Regions from separate parts of the Homo sapiens genome. Here regions 2, 3 and 4 are each linked to region 1. The links are chromatin contacts, found by Hi-C or POLR2A ChIA-PET in ENCODE. All regions are on one chromosome and are shown on one strand. The core of a region is the stretch at or near the end of the contact, and the rest is flanking DNA. Distances in the headings are between cores, read along the strand shown.

Region 1 (5,044 bases), core at 779-3,278:
TTCTTAAATATAACCAAGAAATTATTTACAGTGCTTACTTCTGGGAAGTGGGGAATGGAGATGGGTAGATCAGTAGATAGAAAAGAAAAAGACTTTTTTTACATTGTATCCTTCTGTATTAAATTTCCTTTTATCAAAAGCATATAGCTGATTTTAAAATAGCTTAATTAAAAATACAGCAATATAGAGCTTAGTCTCCTTTTACATAATGGTTTCTAACCACAGACTGGTATGTAATGATCAGTGGTATTCCTAATAGTAATTAACCTAGAGAAATTAATGAATGATTTATTTTATAAACAAGGATAAAGTCAACATCCCTTTAATTAATCCATTAATCAAAGGGAGAAAAAGAAAGGGGGCCTATAAAACTCAAGCAGAAGGTTGAAAAAAATCTTCTAAAGATCATGTTTAAGAAAGGCTGCATCCCAGAGTCTGGATGCCAGAAATGCCAACGACCTTCTTGAAAAACAAGGAAGTATCTTTACGTGATTGTCAAATTGGGTTGGGAGGTCCCAAGGTGTGGACAAGGCTTTTTAAAAACTTCATTCTTTTACGTTTATACTTTTGCATATTTCATATTATACACAACATATTTACAGTGGTAGTCATACACTATAAATAATTAAACACACAACATTTGGGGAGATGCATGCTCAAAAATGTTTTACTGATAGGGAGTGCAATTAAAAGGTTTGGAAGCTGCTGAGGTAGTAAAAAATATTGATGCAGTGAAAAGAAAAACATTAAATGGTCATTCTGTGGTCAAGGGATGAGAAGTAAAAGCTATGAAGCAGTTAATGTACAATGCCTGCAACTTTTGAGTACTCTTCAACTTTTTCCTGCATCTATTCCAAAACCAAATCCTGCCATTTTTCCAATAGGATATTTCCTGAGTTTGCCCCTTCATAACCATTCTGACCATCTAAATCTTATCAATTCACGCTTTTGGAAAGGCCTCTGGCCCTTATGTAAAGAGCCCTCCACTTGCTTGCATCTTGCACAGAACTGTAAAAAGGTCCTTTAAATGCTCAGACAGCTTCCAACTATCTCCAAAAGTGAAAGTACTTACCCATGATTGTAAATATCCCTGTCCCACTCTCAAACTGTCCGCTCCCCATAGACCAACTGGAGCTCTTTAAATAAGTCAGACAAATATATTCCTCATTCCTCAAAGGACTCACCCTCCCTTTCACATTCCGGTTGTGCAGATTAAACATACTCCACACCATCAAACCAAGTTATTTTTCCTCGAGAACTCTCTTAGAGGTTCCTTTTTCTCTAACAGCCTGCCCACCTCTGATTCCTGGGATTTTCGTGTTGACGGGATCGTTGGGATCTTTCCTCTCTTCTCATCTTTCCAGTAACCCATTAGCATTAGCAGGATTATTGGACAGGCCTCCGTTTGCATTAATATCTCCAATGATTCTGTGATCTCCGCCCTAAAGACCTTTGATTTCTTTTGGTCGCGCCTCCCCTTCGGGACACCAAGTTTGTTTAGGGCCTGAGCACAGGGGCCCAGCAGGTTCTTTCCGACGTCAGCGGCTGCGTACGGAGGCCGACTTAGGCAGGCCGCTCCAGGAACAAGGCCGTGCGGACAGGACTGACCTAGGCGCTTTTCCCCGTCGCTCCCAGAGGAGAAACGTACCGGGGAGGGGACAGACCGTGAGCAAGTGGTCCAAGTCTGCGCAGGGTGACCCCGAAGGCCCACCGGAGAGGCCGAGGCTTGTGGGCTACTAGAACTAGGCCTGGTAGGTGAAGGAGGCGGGTGAAGGGCCGGATCCAGGACTGAATCCGGGAGAGGCGGGGCGAGGAGGGGACTCCGGTGTAGCTGCTTGGGCAGCTCCCGCGGCCCCTCTGGCGGGGGTGACCGTTATTGGACTCGCAGAGGGAAGAGTTGGGTAGCGTCCCCTACTCACCTAGAAGCGCTGCCGCCTGAGGCTCCAGCTGCCCCCCTCCCAATTCAAGCCACGTCAGCTCGGGAAGCCCGTACGCGACACCTTCCACCGCCGCGCCCCGCCAGGGACTCAGCCACTAGCAGTTGGGACGGAAGATGGGATTAAGACACCGACCAATCAGGACTATCGGCAGGACGTTACCAGGGAGACCAGGCACACCTTGTTTGTTACCAACCTATCAACAATGACGGAAACCAATCAACGACAGAAGATGCTCCGCTTCCTCAAAGAAACAGCCAATGGACCCTAAAGAGTGAATGAGGGGAGTGATTAGACGCGAGTAGGTGCCCCGGAACAAGATCTGGGGAGGGACAGGAAGTGTCGAGTGGGCGGGCGTTCTGGGAAAGGTCAGATGTTCTCAGTGTGAAGTGGTTATGCTGGCTTCCTCCAATTCCTCCTCTTCGTCGGTTGTGACTGACCGAGACAGCGGCTTGGGCTTCGGCAGAGACTTGAGACTGCGGGCACCCGCTGCCATTAGGATTGTTGAATGAGCTGTGAGAAGGGAGTGGGGGATATGGGACTCTTAGATTGAAAAAATACTGGAGCCTCTTAGTTGTTCGTCTAGTTTCACCTTTTGATTTTGTTGATGAAAAATAATTAACCACAGAAGTAACTTGCCCAAAGTCAAACAGCGACTTAGTGATGGAACTCGGACTAGAACCCGGTGTCAGTATGAAAGAGGATCAGCAATGTCTGTAAGGACATGATTGTGAGAGAGAGAGTAGTGAATACTAGGAAGGTGCCTCTTACAAAGTGGAGCCTAAGCCAGGACCTAAGCAAAGATTGAGAGTTGAGGGCTCAGGCTCTGCAATGAGTGTCAGTGAGGAGCTCCAGCAAAAGACTGAAATCACTCATGCTTTCCTTAAACCCCTAAGGAAAGGGAAGGAAAGTAGCCAGTTTCCAATGAGCTGTCATTTCAGGCACTCTCTTGGCAATAAGAGTAATGTTAGTTTGAATTTATTGAATCTTGCTGTGCACTCAGCTGGCCCATTGTATGTATACTCATCTTAATGATTACATAACTTCACAATTCAAACATCAGCTAAGTAAGGCCTTTCCTGGCTGCCCATCTTACGGAACTGGAGGTCATTATTCTAAGTGAAATAAGTCTGGCACAGAAAGACAAATATCCCATGGTCTCACTCATGTGGGAGCTTAAAAAGTTGATCTCATGGAGTAGAGATAAGTACCAGAGGCTGGGAAGGTGGAGTTGGGGGAGGGAGGGAAGAGATTGGTTAATGGGTACAAACGTAGATAGAAGGAATAAGTTCAAGTGTTTGATAGCACAGTAGGGTGACTATAGTTAACAATATGTTATATATTTCAAAATAACTAGGAGATTAGAAATGTTCCAAACACAAAAATGATAAATGTTTGAGGTGATAGATATCCTAAACACCCTGATTTGATCATTACACATTGTATGCATATATCAAACTACCACACCCCATAAATATGTACAAATATGTATCAATACAAACATAAATAAAATTGCAATTTCCTGCATGCACTATATACTTCTTCTTTGCTTCTTTTTCCCCTAAGCATTTTGCCATCTAAAGTACTATATATTTCATTTATCTGGTATCTCTCTTCTCATTAGATTATAAGCTCCAGGAAGGTAGTAATTTTGATCTCAGCTTTATCTCCAGGTCCCAGAAAAGTATAGAGGAGGGCACTCAATATCTGTTAAATTAATAAAGTATATATGATTATCCTTATCTTAAATGTGAGACAATAAGACTTCAGAAGGTTAAATAATTTGCACAAGGTCACATGGTGAGGGGCAGAGACAGAATTTGAATGCTGCAGTACTTAATGAATACATCATATTCTTATATCCCTGATTGTATCCACCCAGCAAAGTCCTAAACCTGCATCAGTCCAACCATTGGTCTCTACTTCTACCTTTGGGGAGCAAAATGCTGCAGGAGACATCAGGACAATGTCATCAGTGACATCAATGTCCTGACCACTGCACATTCAGTTTCCAGCTGAACTCCATCTTCAGCACACTCCCAAATCCTTCTTGTCTTCAGCTTCCTCTCCTATTTGCCACAATTATTCAAACCTTTAACATCCTCTTTAAGTCCCAACCCCGTGTCTACACTTCACACTCCTAGCAGATGAACTTGCTTCTATCTTAGAGAAAATAGAAGCCATCACTGAGAGTCCTATTGTACTCCCTTACACAAAATTTACCTTTCTACATACTTATTTCCACATTCGACCTTAGAATTTACCTTTCAGTTTTAACAGAATGAAAGTTTCTTATGGGAGACGAGATTAGAATTTTTTCTGTCTAGTAGGTCTTCTTATAGCTCTACCTTCTATTATTGGGTGAGCACAGTATGGTGAGAATTATAGTGAACACTAGGGGTGTGAAGGAAGAAAATGAGGTGGAGAAGTTAAAGAGCAAAACATATTATTTCTAAGTTCACTGAAGGACTGGAAATAATTTAGAATGCAACTTAATGGAAGCAATTTAGGCTCTGAGAGGGTGATCAAGATAATAAAAGATAATTAGGGGTTGCCCCAGCAAAAAAGAGGGTACAGAATAGTGGAGGTAGATGGAGCAGCATGTGCATGGACCATTTGGGCAATTTGACATAAGTGATATGACTGAATGGTTAGGCAAAGAGTAGGTCATAAAATTGTGCCATTTTATGCTAAGGGGTTTGGATATGACTCTAAGCTCCAGAGCAGTTAGAGACTGCAGAAATCACAGAAGTGTGGAGTCATTCAGGTGTCCCTTAGAGAGTGATCATTTCCCTAATTGAAAGTACAGGGAGGAAAAGTTGAAAGACAAGAAATGTCACATTCTCTGTGATTTACTGTTGCCCAATTCCCTCTCCCCTTTTTCAGTTCTTTCCTCATCATCATCTTACCTTCCTCTATACCAAATGCAAACTTATTCCAAAACTTTCATGCAGCCTTATTTATTAATGTATCTTCCATACCTAACGTATCTTCAGCATAGTATATACTCAATAAATATTTGTTAAATAAAATATCCAACATAGAATTCTATATGAATAAATCTTAAAATCTTGGAGAAATAAGAAATTGTCTTGAAAAATATAACT
Region 2 (5,044 bases), core at 820-3,319, 950 kb after region 1:
AACTGTGCCTGGGATTAATCAGGGTGGGGCATGACATAGGATAATGTGGTATGCCACCCACTTGAGAGAAGTTGTTTCAACAAGGTACTTGAAGGAACCTCCCTTTTCCCAACTCAGTTTTCATGTGTTGGGAAAACTGGATGAAAGTATGGTTTGAATTAAAATGGAATGAAAGACCTACTATTCCTTGGGCAAAGGGACAAAGAGGAGCTTCTGTCACATATTCAAATCTCCCTCTGCCTGGTCTTGGGCCCAGGGAGAGAGAGGGGTACATAAAATCCTCTACCCTAGAAATTAACCTCCCAGTTTGTGGTGAGAGTTGATATTTTCAGGGCTTTCAAACATCTTTAGGGCATGGGGCTGTTGGGTTTGTCCTCAGAAGGGCTATTCTGCACATATACAACTAATGTTAAGTACTATTTAATTAAGGTTTATTTTCTGCCAGAGCTATTCATGTAAACTCTATGAGGCACTCTCAAAGGTTCCCTTTCTCCCTGATCTCTTTGCACCATCTAACTTTTTTGACCACACCTCCTCCTCCAAACTCACTCATTCTCTGTCCTCCACCATCTGTGATTTACTGACTTTCTTTTATGTTCTCTAGCTTCTCCTTTTTATTTTTTATTTTCATTTTATTATGTATTTGAGACAGGGTCTCACTGTCTCTCAGGCTGGAGTGCAGTGGCATGATCATGGCTCACTGCAGCATCAGCCTCCCCAGGCTCAGGTGATCCTTCCACCTCAGCCTCCAGAGTAGCTGGGAGTACAGGTGCATGCCACCATACCCAGCTAATATATTGTATTTTTAGTAGAGATGGAGTTTCGCCATGTTTCCCAGTCTGGTCTTGAACTCCTGGGCTCAAGCAATACTCCCTCCTTTGCCTCCTAAAGTGCTGGGATTATAGGCGTGAGTCACTGCACCCAGCTTAGCTTCTCCTTCTTTTAATTTTAACTTACATTTGCATAGCTTCGCAGGTTATTACCAAGTGCATTCAGACAGTCTTATGGGCATCTTGATTGTTATAATCCCTGTTTTGCACATGACGAAACTGAAGCACAGAAAGGTCCAATAACTTGCCCAAGATTACACAGCTAGTGAGTGACATAGTCAGGATTTGAACTTGGGTATTCTGGTCCCATAACATATACCCTAACTTCTCTCCTCTTTCCAAATCTCCTGTTCACCTATAACGTTAATTTTTCTTATAGGATATTTCACCATTCACAATGGGTTGCCAATAATGAGGCAGATGGTAGATAGAGCTTGGTTTAAAAGAGAATTTATTGTACAATATTGTGTTTTATGTAGATTTCTTGAAAGGAAAAAATTAGGCATTTTACTGTAAAATTATTTGGTTCAACTTCACAAAATCTGTTTTATTTCTTAAGAGAATTTTCATTGAACACCTATGTCTGTAAGATCTTTTGCTGTTTTTTCTGCTACAGTATCTCACAATCCCATTAATAATCTGCACAGTTAGATAAACTTTGTCCTTACAGACAAGAAAAGCAGGATGGAGACTTTAAGGCATATTAAGGTGACATCTGTGATGGTTCTTGAGTCAGACAGACCTGAGTTTGATTCCTGGCCTTGGTGCTTACTAGCTTTGTAATCTTGGCCGAGTTACTTTAACCCACCTAAGCCTCTGTGTTCTTATCTGTAAAATGGGGTTCACATTACTGGTTACTTAGAGGAATGCTGTGAGGTTGAAATGAAATAATACCAGCAAAGAGCCTGGTGCCTGATGGTGCTCAGTAAGTTGGTAATCATAAATACTGCCCAGGCTCAGGGCTGCCACAGAGCCATGTTGAAGCTATAAAGCTCAGGGCTGCCACAGGGAAGTTGAAGCTATATGTTTGGGCCTCTGAAGGCCACTGCTTTTCCCTCATGCTTGATACCAGCTCTAGGACCCAATCATACACAAGGTGAAGTTATTTTTAACATCTTTCCACAAAGGTTGCTCTTTTAACCCAAGTTGTTATTGGAGCACATTCTGATTCCCTTTCTGCAGATGCTCTGCTTAATAACTTACACAAAACGAGGAGGGGCTTGGAAGAGAAGAGCATGCACATGCACACACATGCAAACACACCCAGTGAAGTGGAAAAGGGAGATTCCAGCAGGGCCAGGAGGAGGTGTGGTTCTTACTGAATCATAGTCTGTGGGGCTGGGCTCTCAGAGGACAGTGATGATAACTTGGATTTGGTAGAGGGGCAAGAGGATGGGCGTTGGGGTTGGACAACCACTGAATCTCAGCTGAATTATCTGCAGTCTATGTAACCCTATCCAAGTTATCTAACCTTTCCTAGCCTCAGTTTTAGTAGGATGATAATAATAATGTCTCTACCTCAAATGGTTGTTGTGAGGATGAAATGAATTAAATATATGTAAAGCACTCAGAATAGTGTGTGACACATGCTAAGCTATAATAATTTATTATTATGCTCCTCCTTTTTGAGGTATTAATGTTAATCTAAGTCAACTTTGAAGCCTAAAATTATAGGACTGTACAAGAAGAACAAATAGCATAATACTAAGGTGAGCTTCACTTTGAGCACCAAAATATTTTTTATACTTTGAGCACCAAAATATTTTTTATACTAGGGCAAACATTATTCTCACGATTGTGACCAAACTCATGTATTTCTTAACATGATGGTGATATATCAGTAATATCAGGAAAACAGTAAACAGAATTTAATTAACAAGATTTCAACATAGATGGATCTTGGCTAGAAAGTAATTATTCCATTCAATAAGGGATACCTGTGCACTGCTAACACATATCAGTTTATATTTGAGCACTTTGAGAGTATATTGCTTTTTAATACGCTGTAACATCAAAATTCTACCAACATTAGTTTTTTTTACTCTAAAATGGGAAGATTTTGTTTTGTTTTTCTTTGCCACATATCATCTTGGTCTTACATTGTTTTATTTCTTTCCTTTAAGTGTTAGAAAAACATTAGATTTTTTTTTCTCTAAAATAGGAAAATTTTGTTTTGTTTTTATTTGCCATATATCATCCTGGGCTTACATTATTTTACTTCTTTCCTTTTAAGTGTTAGACACCATCATGGCCACAAAACTCGACTTCAATAAAATGCCACTTTCTGTGTTCCCATACTATGCCTCATTGGGCACAGCCTTGTATGGAAAGGAGAAGCCTCTGATCAAGCTTCCAGCACCATTTGAAGAGTCACTAGATCTTCCCTTATGGAAGTTCTTACAGAAAAAGAATCACCTCATTGAGGAGATAAACGATGAAATGAGGCGTTGTCACTGTGAGCTCACGTGGTCCCAACTCAGTGGTAAAGTTACCATCAGACCAGCAGCCACCTTAGTCAATGAAGGAAGACCGAGAATCAAGACCTGGCAGGCAGATACTTCCACAACACTCTCTAGCATCAGGTCTAAATATAAAGTCAACCCAATTAAAGTGGATCCAACAATGTGGGACACCATAAAAAATGATGTGAAAGATGACAGGATTTTGATTGAGTTTGATACACTTAAGGAGATGGTAATCTTAGCAGGGAAATCAGAGGATGTCCAAAGCATTGAGGTACAAGTCAGGGAGTTAATAGAAAGCACTACTCAAAAAATTAAAAGGGAAGAGCAAAGTTTGAAGGAAAAAATGATCATTTCTCCAGGCAGGTATTTTCTTTTGTGTCACAGCAGTCTACTGGACCATTTACTCACGGAGTGCCCAGAGATAGAGATTTGTTACGATAGAGTCACTCAACACTTGTGCTTGAAAGGACCTAGTGCAGATGTGTATAAAGCAAAGTGTGAAATCCAGGAAAAGGTGTACACCATGGCTCAGAAAAACATTCAGGTTTCTCCTGAGATTTTTCAGTTTTTGCAACAGGTAAACTGGAAAGAATTCTCTAAGTGTCTTTTCATAGCACAGAAGATTCTTGCACTTTATGAGCTAGAGGGTACAACTGTTCTCTTAACCAGCTGTTCTTCTGAAGCCCTGTTAGAAGCAGAAAAGCAAATGCTCAGTGCCTTAAATTATAAGCGCATTGAAGTTGAGAACAAAGAAGTTCTTCATGGCAAGAAATGGAAAGGGCTCACTCACAATTTGCTTAAGAAACAAAATTCCTCCCCAAACACTGTAATCATCAATGAGTTAACTTCAGAAACCACAGCTGAAGTCATCATTACAGGCTGTGTAAAAGAAGTAAATGAAACCTATAAATTGCTTTTTAACTTCGTTGAACAAAACATGAAAATAGAGAGACTGGTTGAAGTAAAGCCTTCCTTAGTTATTGACTATTTAAAGACAGAAAAGAAGCTATTCTGGCCAAAGATAAAGAAGGTAAATGTGCAGGTAAGTTTCAATCCTGAGAACAAACAAAAAGGCATTTTACTAACTGGCTCAAAGACCGAAGTACTGAAGGCAGTGGACATTGTCAAGCAAGTCTGGGATTCAGTCTGTGTTAAAAGTGTCCATACTGATAAGCCAGGAGCCAAGCAGTTCTTCCAGGATAAAGCACGGTTTTATCAAAGTGAGATCAAACGGTTGTTTGGTTGTTACATTGAACTACAGGAGAATGAAGTAATGAAGGAGGGAGGCAGCCCCGCTGGGCAGAAGTGCTTCTCTCGGACAGTCTTGGCCCCTGGCGTTGTGCTGATTGTGCAGCAGGGTGACTTGGCACGGCTTCCTGTCGATGTGGTGGTGAATGCATCTAATGAGGACCTTAAGCATTATGGTGGCCTGGCCGCTGCGCTCTCAAAAGCAGCTGGCCCTGAGCTCCAGGCCGACTGTGACCAGATAGTGAAGAGAGAGGGCAGACTCCTACCGGGCAATGCCACCATCTCCAAGGCAGGAAAGCTGCCCTACCACCACGTGATCCATGCAGTGGGGCCCCGCTGGAGCGGATATGAGGCCCCGAGGTGTGTGTACCTATTAAGGAGAGCTGTGCAACTCAGTCTCTGTCTAGCCGAAAAATACAAGTACCGATCCATAGCCATCCCAGCTATTAGTTCTGGAGTCTTTGGCTTTCCCTTAGGCCGATGCGTGGAGACCATTGTTTC
Region 3 (5,044 bases), core at 1,362-3,861, 930 kb after region 1:
TGTCCTGGCCAGTTGAGGGGTATGGAGACTGTCCCTATGGAGGTTTGAAGATAAAAGCTCTTGAAAGGTACCTGAGCATAGGGAGTAAGGCCAAAGACTGTGATGTGTCCATCAGGGGGCTCCCTCTGAGGGTAGAACTTCTTGGAGTACTTTTCCCTTGATGTATGGCCATGTCTTATTTTGGGGTGACTAGGTCAGGAGTTTCAGAAGCAAAATGAGGTGGAGTGGTGGGCATGAGGTACCTACAACTCACTGATTCAGGACAGAAGGGAAAGCAGCCCTTTCCCTCCTTTATACCTCAATGGTAGAAATGAGGAGGCTGATGCTAGTTGGTAGAGAAGTTCAAAAGAGCACGATGCTAGGCTACGGCAGTTTGTAGAGAAACCAAAAGGGGGAATTTAGATGAAGTAGGGAAAGGGAAGTTCAGCCCAAAAATGCAGACATGGGCTGTTACATTAAGATGAGCTGTAGCTGTGAAGTAGAAGGAGAATCAAGGAACACGGCCACTTCTACAGCAGGCCACCCCCACCCCAGGCCCTGAGAAGACACGTGCTTCCCAGGAAGAAAGGATCAGAAGGCAGATACCCACAGGAAACAGAGAATTGTGAGAGGATACGCATTCTTCAAGTGAACAAGGCAAAAATAACTTGCAGAAAACAAAGTACTGCAGGAGCTAATGCCGTTCAACAATTTGCCCCTTCTAGAACTTTCTTTCCTTGGCTTTCAAGACCTGCCATCCTGATCCTCTGATAGCTCCTTCCCAGTCCACCCAGGCATGATAAGCAGACCTCGGTGGTAAGACACATTGTCGATAATTAAATAAATCCTCGAAAGTAATCCAGAAATGCCTCTGACTTTATTTCTTATACAATAATTATGTGAGGAAAAAGGGAAACTTTTTGCTGAGTTCTGGAACCCCAAACTCAGGGGAGAGTGGGAGAGGAGGAGTGCTGATTTTAGTTGTGGTTTGGGATGAGATGTAAAGGCCCTGGGGAGAAACAGTCACCAAGTCTGGCTGAGGGCGCTTGTCCTCCCGTCTTCCGCATGCGGGGGTCCAGAGCAGTTTTGGATCAGATGATGAGCGCCATCTGCAGGTAGCAAGCTGGAGGCAGGAGAAAATATCTGTGTACTGTTTAGGATTATTACAGAGCCGAAATAAAAGCCAGGTAAACCATTTGGCCCATCTCTGGTTCTCTTCATTCTGAAATTCAGCCCGATCCTGTAACCCCACAACCTACTGCCTGGCTCCTTCTTCCCCTTCACGGTCACATTTCTGCAAAGAGCGTGTTACGCTCTCTGCTTCCACTTCCTTCCCTCCCTTTCAGTCTTCAGTAGCTGCCATCTCCCTCTCCTCCCTCCTCACCAGGAGACTATGCTTGCCGCTCCTCAGCAGTCCAGCAGACACTTCTCTGACCTGAGGTATCGGTAGCACTGGAATGATAATCCCCCCGCCCCCCTCGACTTGCAACACTGCTTTATTTGGGGTCAAGGAAACACACAGCCCCAGCTTCTCTCCCATCACTCGGCCTCCCCTCTTGCAGATGCCACTATTATCCAGCCACTTGCACGGGCCATCCATGGCTGACCATGGAGTCATCCTTGAGCTTCTCCTTCTCTCAAGGCTCACATTCTTCAGCAAGTCCTGCTTTCACTATTAATTGAGAATCCTCGTTTTCTCAGTTCTTCTCTGCCAGCACCCCAGTCTCAGCCACCCTTGTCTCTCACTTAGGACACTATGGTAGCCACTTGGCTGATCTCTCTGCCTCCACTCTAGCCACCACGCAGCAGCCGGAGTGATCCTGTACATGTGAATCACACCGTGGAACCCCACTTCCTAACCCTCCAAGGCTATCCCCTGATATCCTGGGGTTATCAGGTTACATGTCACCGCCCTATAAACCCTCCCTGAGCCGCCACAGCTGGACTAGGAGCCACTCCTCATCTGTTCCAGGAACACAAGTATATTCTTTCCCAGAGCACCTATTGCCCACTGTGTTCACCATAGCTCCGTGAGCTCAGCGAGGGTTCAGTGAGTGAGTGCATGGCGCCTAGTAAATATTCCACAAAAAAAACTGTGAGTGTAATTGTTTCCCCCACATTTCTAGACATGTAGTATTAACAGATCAAGGAACAGAAAGCAAAACAGGGAAAGCAACGTAAAATTCTGATAATCACAATGATTGCTGAAAAAGTCCCCAAATAGGCAGCAAACATTCTAAAGGGGCCACAGTTTGTGAGTCATTTTATTCTTTTGTAAAGGGTCGGCTTGCGGCAAAAATTAAATGATCTTTGCGTTTGGGCAAGGTCTGGTGCCCCAAAGCTGCCGACTTGATCTGCGGTTGGGGCGAGCGGCAGGTAGGGGGCCCGGAGTTAGGAGGGGGTGTGGGAGCCCGTGGAGCACAGGTGAACTGAGGCCGCCTTCCCGGGGCGCCGCTGGCCAGCCCCAAAGGGTTACTTTGGCCTTGGCTGTGGGCCGAATGCGAAGGTGGGGAGGTGGGCGGGGGATGACTCTGCCATTCCTGGGTCCGCTGTGTTAGGCTGAAGGCAAAAGGAAACCAAGGCCTGGGAGTTTTCCAGGAAACGAAAGCGAAAGAGTCAAAGTTAGCGGCCCGGAGTTGGCGCGGCCCCTGCAGTCCGGCGGAGAGCGGAGCTGAGGATGGCTGTGCCCGGCTCCTTCCCGCTGCTGGTCGAGGGCTCCTGGGGCCCCGACCCCCCGAAGAACTTGAACACCAAGTTGCAGATGTACTTCCAGAGCCCGAAGAGGTCGGGAGGCGGCGAGTGTGAGGTCCGCCAGGATCCCAGGAGCCCATCCCGCTTCCTGGTGTTCTTCTACCCGGAGGACGGTGAGGGGCGCGAGGGGTGGGGTGAGGAGGGGGCACCTCTGCCCTCCCTCCAGGGAAATGGCGGCAGGGCACGCACGGGAGGGTGACCCGCCCGACTTCGGCGGCTGCTGTAGCGGAGGTGGCCGGGGCGGGGGCGGGGGCGGGGGCGGCAGAATGGATTCCGAGCGCACCCGGGGCGCTGCGGTTCCCCGGCGCCCTGCGCTTCCAGGCGCTTAATGGCGCGGCCCGGAGGTGGCGGCGGAACCGCGCAAGTAACTCTTTATCCCTCGATCGTTTTCTGTCTTTCCCTGTTGTGGTGGTGTTATTGTTTGTTGTTGTTGTTGTGGAAGTGAGTCTATCCTCTTATCATCCTTTTCTGTCTTTTCCTGTTGTTATTATTCTTGTGTGGGGAAGGAAACTGATTAAGAAACGTGGCAAGTCACAGAGATTCCTTGTGGTTCTTGGAGATTCCCAGGGGTCCCGGGGTCACTTGGGAGAGGGGCAGAGGCGCTACCTAAAATCACACTGCCTGAATGTCAACGTAGAGCCGTCACAGCGGCCACATTGGAGGGGCTGTCGATCGACCACAGGTGCCCATTGTCGAGGGCCTGCCGGGGCCTCTTCTCCGAGTCTCTAGTGGCCCTCAGATTGGGAGCAAGGATGATATTCTGAAGTGATTGTGGGTTGGGAGATTTGAGCTTTGGAGGGAAAGTCGGCAAAGTTCCCTCCTTACAGACCCACCACTACTTGGTGGGCCAAGAGCCCAGAGGTGATCTGCTGGCTCAAGGGCCTCCCTGGTCTGCAATGGGAAGCCAGTGACCTGCAGCTCCCAGAATGGGCACCTTTTCCACTGGCATCTTATGGATGATGACCTATCGGGATCTAGTCAACCCCTAATTCCGCTTTCATGTCGCTAGATTTGGAGAAGCATTCGGGCCAGAGGAGAGGCAAGGAGGCTGAGGCTGAGGCCATGCAATTAGAGTGCCCAAGCAGGGATCCAAAAAGGAAAAATGAAACAGAAAAAGAATGGCGCACAGAAGGAAGGAAGGAGGGGGACAGGAGATATGCTTGGCTCATGGCCCTTATGAAAACAAAATACCATGTTTTCCTAGGATTAATTTTACCAAGGAGTGCTCAGAAGGGCAACTGTGTGATATTAGTCATTTCTCTTTTGGGTGTCACTTTTCCTTGAGGGTTTTCCCCACTTTGACTTCAGAGGTCAGCATCACCATCGATCTGGCCCTTAAGGATGCTTCTTTCTCCTTTAGATTCCATTATCCTTAGAAGTAGGTCTGACCTGCATCTGAATCACCTGGAGAGCAGGTTAACCAGGCACCTTCCCAGCTCTGTTTTAGAGATTCAGGTTCAGTGAATGTGGGGTGGGTGGGAAGCGTGTATTTAACCGGCAGCCCAGGTGACCCTAATGTGTTCAAGTTTCAGAATTTCCGTAGTTAATGTTAACCCCAAATGAACAAAAAGAAATAATTATACAAATTTAAACAGCATGAAAATACAAATAGCACAAAGTATAATTTTGTGATGATAAAATAACTCAATTCTAGCCCTCCAAGCAGAAAAGATTTCAGTCTTCCTGCTGGGCTTCCATCCTTGACCGGCCCCAGCCCACTACTCCTCTTCCTCCACCCCCAGGCTGCTCCAGTGGCCCCTCTTGTCTTACCCCCCAGCACAGATGACCCAAAACTTATTAAAACTCAAAACCGGCCGGGCGTGGTGGCTCACGCCTGTTAATCCCAGCACTTTGGGAGGCTGAGGCAGGTGGATGACGAGTTGAGGAGATCGAGACCATCCTTGAGCAACATGGTGAAACCCTGTCTCTACTAAAACACACAAAAAAATTAGCCGAGCGTGGTGGTGTGCGCCTATAGTCCCAGCTACTCAGGAGGCTGAGGCAGGGGAATTGCTTGAACCAGGGAGGCAGAGGTTGCAGTGAGGTGAGATCGCACCACTGCACTCCAGCCTGGCAACAGAGCAAGACTCCATCTAAAACAAAACAAAAACAAACAAACAAAAAGAAACAAACAAACAAAAACAAACTCGAAACCTAGTATGGTCTAAGTTCTTGGGGGTGGAAAATCCCTAGTCAGTTTCAGTTTCCTACTTGAGGAACCACTTTCTCAGTAACAAGGGTCAGGAATTTGCTAACAATGAATGACCTACGCTTGAAGTCCCAGAAGTGCATTCTTCTTCTGCAGAGGACACTC
Region 4 (5,044 bases), core at 853-3,352, 810 kb after region 1:
GCTGTGGCGCGATCTTGGCTCATTGGAAGCTCCGCCTCCCGGGTTCACGCCATTCTGCTGCCTCAGCCTCCCTAGTAGCTGGGACTACAGGCGCCCACCACCACGCCTGGCTAATTTTTTTTTTTTTTGTATTTTTTTTAGTAGAGACGGGGTTTCACCATGTTAGCCAGGATGGTCTCGATCTCCTGACCTCATGATCCGCCTGCCTTGGCCTCCCAAAGTGCTGGGATTACAGGCGTGAGCCACCGCGCCCAGCCATCAATATACTCTTTTCAAAGATTTAAATGTACCTAGTTTGACATTTTATTGTTTGAATAGGTATTACATTTACATGGTTCAAATTTAGAAAATGTAAAAGGTTTCCTCCTGTCTCCGCTGCTAAATTCCCTGTCCAGAGTCAATCAGCGCTTCTCCTGTATTCTTCCAGTGGCATTTTTTACACGAAAGGTAGTAGCTTATACACACACTTCTGCATCTTATTTTTCCCACATAATGTATCCTAGAGATCTTTTCATGTTAGCACATAGAGAGCTTTTTCATTTTTCCTACTGCCCATTGTATTCCATTGTATAGATATACTATTATTATTAAACTGCTAGTCCCCCTATTTATGGGCATTAAAGAGTTCCCTATCTTTTGCTATTGTAAACAAGGCTGTAAAGAACATCTTTGTACACAGGTCACTTCACACAGGGGCTAATATATCAATGGGACAAATTCCTAGAAATGGAACTCCAGAACCAAAAAGTATATGCAGTTGTAATTCTGACAGTATTGCCAAATTGTTCACAGTAAAGACGGGCCCATTTCCAGTCTTACCAGCCATGTGCAAAAACCTTATCTCAGGCCTCTCTGCCGCCACTCATCCCTGCTTGTAAATGTGTCCTCCACACGGTTGTCAGCACCATATTTCTAAAATGCAAATCTGGCAAGTCATTTTCTTGCTTTCCCTGCTTAAAGCCCTTCAGGTCATCTTCACTGCTCTTCAAGGCTTTTCACCATCTAAATATGTCCTGTCCAGGGTGGACTATCAGCCTCACATAGCTACTGAGGCTACATGTGGCCAGTCTGAATCGAGATGTGATGTAAGTATAAGAAAAACACTGGGTTGCAAAGACGTGGTATGATAAAAAGAATGTAAAAATCTCATTACATGCTGAAATGATTAAGTTTTGGATATGTCAAGCTAAATAACATCATTACAGTTAATTTCATCTGTTTCTTTATCCTTTAAAAATTTCCTAAAAATCATTAAAATTAATTTCATCTGTTTCTTTATCCTTTAAAAAATATGGCTGCAAAAATTTTAGAATGAACCTACTGGCTCCCATTGTATTTCTGCTGGACAGTGCCCATCTAGGTAGGCTCTCCCTCCTTCATCCCCTCACCCATCTCCTCTCCTCCCAGGCCCCAGGCCCACTCTGTGCTTCAGACCACAGTGGTCCCTAAGCCTCAGGTGCTTTTCCCCCCAATCCTGTCCTCCCCATCTCGCCGCCACACTCAATTTATTAAGATTCTGCTTGAAACTTCCCCTTGGAGGCCTTGGAGAAGTTTTGCTCCTTGGTTCACAGGTCCGCCTCCCCTCACCAGCCCTTGACATCAGGGCCTTGCTCTGCTCTTTGGGCAGCAAGAAACAATTCAGTGCTGTTGGTTAAATCAAGCAATGGAGGAGAAAAGCCCGCAGAAGCCCGTCTAAAGGGTAGAGTTGGAGGGAGGGAAGGGGTAACAGGTCACAATTACCAGATGAACACATTCAAATTTTCAAAAATGGGTAAGTTTAACATGGATTCAGAATGTGAATTACTTTTTAGGATCAAATAATAGTGGTAACAGCAGTAAGAGTTACAAAGAATAAGAAACACAGGAGAAACTTACTTTCTTTGCATAGTCTACTCACAAGGGAGGCCTGGCCCTGGGACCCGGGTCCGCGCCCGTCCCCCTTCTCCCCGCCCACCTCGAGCCTGCAGGAGAGGGGACCCCGAGGGCCCAGAGGCACCGGACCTACTCACCCGGCAGGCCGCTCTCCTCGGTGCAGACAGCACAGGGAGGAGGGGGAAGCGGCTCTGCCGGGAACAGGGAGGGACCTCCAGGGAAGCGAAACTGAAACTTTGCGCCCAGTCCGCAGGGCGGGCCGCGCCTTTACCGCCCAGCTGCCTCCCGGAGCCCCCGCGCCCTCCCGACGCGCAGAGCCATGGCCTCCCACCTGCGCCCGCCGTCCCCGCTCCTCGTGCGGGTGTACAAGTCCGGCCCCCGAGTACGAAGGAAGCTGGAGAGCTACTTCCAGAGCTCTAAGTCCTCGGGCGGCGGGGAGTGCACGGTCAGCACCCAGGAACACGAAGCCCCGGGCACCTTCCGGGTGGAGTTCAGTGAAAGGGCAGGTGAGCTTCGGGCGGCCAGGCTGCGAAAGCCCTCTGGGGGCCCGGCCCCCGGGTTTCCAGGCGGACCCAGTTCCAGCTGACCTAGGGGAGAGGGCGGGAGAAAGTATGTCACTGTGCGGTGGCGGACAGGGACGGGGCCCTACTGCCAAGAGACTCACTGAGACAGTGAACACTCGGTGGAGGATGGGGCCTCACATGTGCCTGGTGCGGGTCTGGCTGACGGCGCCTTAGTGTGGATGCTTTCCATATCCTCATTCTAACTTAATTTCTCAGCTGTCATCTTCCTTCCCCCAGATGCCTGCCAGCTGCTGTCCTTGTCATTCAGGGATTCCACTTTTATGTTTTAAATAATGGTTCCATTGTTCCATCCATGAACAAAAGGATGTTCCATTTTGTGTTTTTGAGGATTACAAAAGTGATATATGCTCACTATAGAAATAAAAGAGTAAAAAAGAAAACAACCTGAAGATAAACAATGTGACCATTTGGTGTATTTCCTTCCTGCCTTTTTTTATGAATGCCAGCAAACACATGTATATTTACAAAATTCGGAGTCTGCACTTTTGATTCCTGCTGTTGTCACTTACCTGTATAATGAGTATTGAAATGGGAGACTGGGCCGGGTGCGGTGGCTCACGCCTGTAATCCTAGCACTTTGGAGGCCGAGGTTGGTGGATCACCTGAGGCCAGGAGTTCGAGACCAGCCTGGCCAACATGGGGAAATTCCGTCTCTACTAATAATACAAAAATTACCCGGGCATGGTGGTGCGCACCTGTAATCCAAGCTACTCTGGAGGCTGAGGCAGGAGAATCGCTGGAACTCGGGAGGCAGAGAGGTTGCAGTGAGACGAGGTCCTACCATTGCACTCCAGCCTGGGTGACAGAGTGAGACTCCGTCTAAAAAAAAAAAAAAAAAAAAAAAGAAGGAAGGAAGGGAGGGAGGGAGGGAAAGAAGGAAGAAGGAAAGGGGAGACTGGAGACAGTTTTAGAAACATGATGTTTAATCGGTGGACAATGTTCCATTGTCATTAAGCTTTCACTTCTATAGTAAAACTTAATCCGCACACTTTAGAGCTCTTAATAGCTCCCCGACTTTCTCCATCGCCAACCCACCATTCCAGGATGCAGGGAGCAGCCTTACTGGGAGGTGCTGGGGCAGAGTACAGACACAGGAATGAGAGGATTACTTGAAATCTCTCCCATTTTTATGTGTGTATATGTGTGTGTTTAATGTCTCCACTGAAGCTAAGGAGAGAGTGTTGAAAAAAGGAGAGCACCAAATACTTGTTGACGAAAAACCTGTGCCCATTTTCCTGGTACCCACTGAAAATTCAATAAAGAAGAACACGAGACCTCAAATTTCTTCACTGACACAATCACAAGCAGAAACACCGTCTGGTGATATGCATCAACATGAAGGACATATTCCTAATGCTGTGGATTCCTGTCTCCAAAAGGTGAGTATTGAAAGAAGGAGCTGGCTGTGCCTGCGCCTCCTCTCCAGTCACCAGCCTCATGTATTATTGATCCAACACCCATGTGCTGGGCACGTACATGGGAGCCAGGCACTGTTTTAGGCACTGGACACAGAGATGAATATAACAGACAAGGCCCCTGCTCTCAGGCAGCTTATACTGGGGGCCAGGTCATGCACAGAAAGACAGTAGGCAAGTAAACAAAATAAATAAAACCATTTTATTTATTTGGAGAGAAACAGCGCCAGGGCAAGCAAGGGGAAGATGGGGGTGGTGTTACTTCTTTTTTTCCCCCCAAGACAGAGTCTCACTTTATCGCCCAGGCTGGAGTACAGTGGCACAATCATGGCTCACTGCAGAGTTGACCTCCTGGGCTCAAGGGATCCTCTCACCTCAGTCTCCTGAGTAGCTAGGACTATAGGCGCCACTACACCCAGCCAATTTTTTTTTTTTTTGTAGAAACAGAGTCTCACTATGTTGCCCAGGCTGTTCTCAAATTCCTGGGCTCAAGCGATCTGCCCGCCTTGGCCTCCCAAAGTGCTGGGATTACAGTCATGAATTACTGCACCTGGCCTGGTGCTACTTCTAACCAGAAATCAGAGACAACTTGACTGAGGAGGTGATGTTTGGCCTGAAACTTGAATGATGACAAGATTCATTCAACAATAGATATCCACTGCCTACTGTGTTCCAGGCACTGTTATAGGAGCTGGGGAGGCAGCCAGGAACATGGCAGACTCGGCTTCCAGGGACGGCACCTTCTAGAGAGAGAAACAGACAATATTAGTAAACAATAGATATATAATAAAATGTCTGCCAGTCATACCTGCTAGGAAGAAGAATAAGTGACAGACAGTGACAGAACCACCATTTAAAATAGGATGTCTGGAAAAACCTCAAGTGAGGTGACATCTCTAGCCAAGTGGATTTCTGGGCGGAAAGTGTCCTAGAGGGAAGCATAGGTGCAAAGTCCCCAAGAGCTGACATTTTGAGGCCCAGAAGCTTTAAGGAAGCCAGTGTGGTGGGGAGGGCAGTGAGCAATGGAGAGAGGTGCTAGGAACTCGGGAAGGTACCCAGAAGACAGGCCTTTGGGGCTGAAGGTAAGGATTTTGGATTTTTAACTTAAAATGTTAGGGGATTCATCAGATAGTTTTGAGCCAGGGGAGAGGGCGATCTGGTTTATATTTCTAA

What was found. Hi-C counts contacts between places; a loop is a spot of excess contacts on that map. ChIA-PET counts read pairs that join two places held with the same protein, here RNA polymerase II (POLR2A). Pooled maps may share reads with other maps.
Region 2: a pooled map shows a loop between it and region 1 (2.5-fold over the local background). The contact joins the enhancer-like site here to the promoter of GOLGB1 in region 1. A Hi-C loop is called at or near these places in 2 of 168 maps with a recorded cell type or tissue (CD8-positive, alpha-beta T cell and chondrocyte) and 9 of 50 pooled maps. POLR2A ChIA-PET finds 5 or more read pairs at or near these places in 1 of 52 experiments (GM12878).
Region 3: a map of CD8-positive, alpha-beta T cell shows a loop between it and region 1 (5-fold over the local background). The contact joins the promoter of PARP14 here to the promoter of GOLGB1 in region 1. A Hi-C loop is called at or near these places in 2 of 168 maps with a recorded cell type or tissue (CD8-positive, alpha-beta T cell and chondrocyte) and 15 of 50 pooled maps. POLR2A ChIA-PET finds 5 or more read pairs at or near these places in 1 of 52 experiments (GM12878).
Region 4: a loop to region 1 is called in a map of naive thymus-derived CD4-positive, alpha-beta T cell, with 10 times the contacts of the local background. The contact joins the promoter of DTX3L here to the promoter of GOLGB1 in region 1. A Hi-C loop is called at or near these places in 1 of 168 maps with a recorded cell type or tissue (naive thymus-derived CD4-positive, alpha-beta T cell), 1 of 37 single-sample maps with no recorded cell type and 10 of 50 pooled maps. POLR2A ChIA-PET finds 5 or more read pairs at or near these places in 1 of 52 experiments (CD4-positive, alpha-beta T cell).

Annotation. Positions count from the first base shown.
Region 1 is chr3:121,747,713-121,752,756 of GRCh38, forward strand. It overlaps GOLGB1 (golgin B1), which reads right to left and starts at 2,029. Exons shown (of 22, transcript NM_001366282.2): 1 at 1,920-2,029. RefSeq lists enhancers at 1,687-1,736, 1,757-1,996.
Region 2 is chr3:122,696,327-122,701,370 of GRCh38, forward strand. PARP14 (poly(ADP-ribose) polymerase family member 14) reads left to right here. Exons shown (of 17, transcript NM_017554.3): 6 at 3,064-5,044. Among named protein-coding and RNA genes, the nearest start is that of PARP14, 18 kb to the left of the region's middle. RefSeq lists an enhancer at 4,764-5,044. Within about 2 kb of position 2,070, at least 2 of the 41 ENCODE cell types and tissues checked have a DNase peak (open chromatin) inside an H3K27ac peak, as active enhancers do; they include GM12878, where a contact is called at or near this core.
Region 3 is chr3:122,678,228-122,683,271 of GRCh38, forward strand. It overlaps PARP14 (poly(ADP-ribose) polymerase family member 14), which reads left to right and starts at 2,612. Exons shown (of 17, transcript NM_017554.3): 1 at 2,612-2,843. The coding sequence starts at 2,657. RefSeq lists enhancers at 1,600-1,719, 2,123-2,895, 2,320-2,719, 3,261-3,350, 4,736-4,815 and 1 more and a silencer at 2,960-3,009.
Region 4 is chr3:122,562,236-122,567,279 of GRCh38, forward strand. DTX3L (deltex E3 ubiquitin ligase 3L) reads left to right here and starts at 2,103. Exons shown (of 5, transcript NM_138287.3): 1 at 2,103-2,378; 2 at 3,624-3,835. The coding sequence starts at 2,192. PARP9 (poly(ADP-ribose) polymerase family member 9) reads right to left here and starts at 2,065. Exons shown (of 11, transcript NM_001146105.2): 1 at 2,010-2,065. RefSeq lists a silencer at 1,851-1,950 and an enhancer at 1,991-2,110.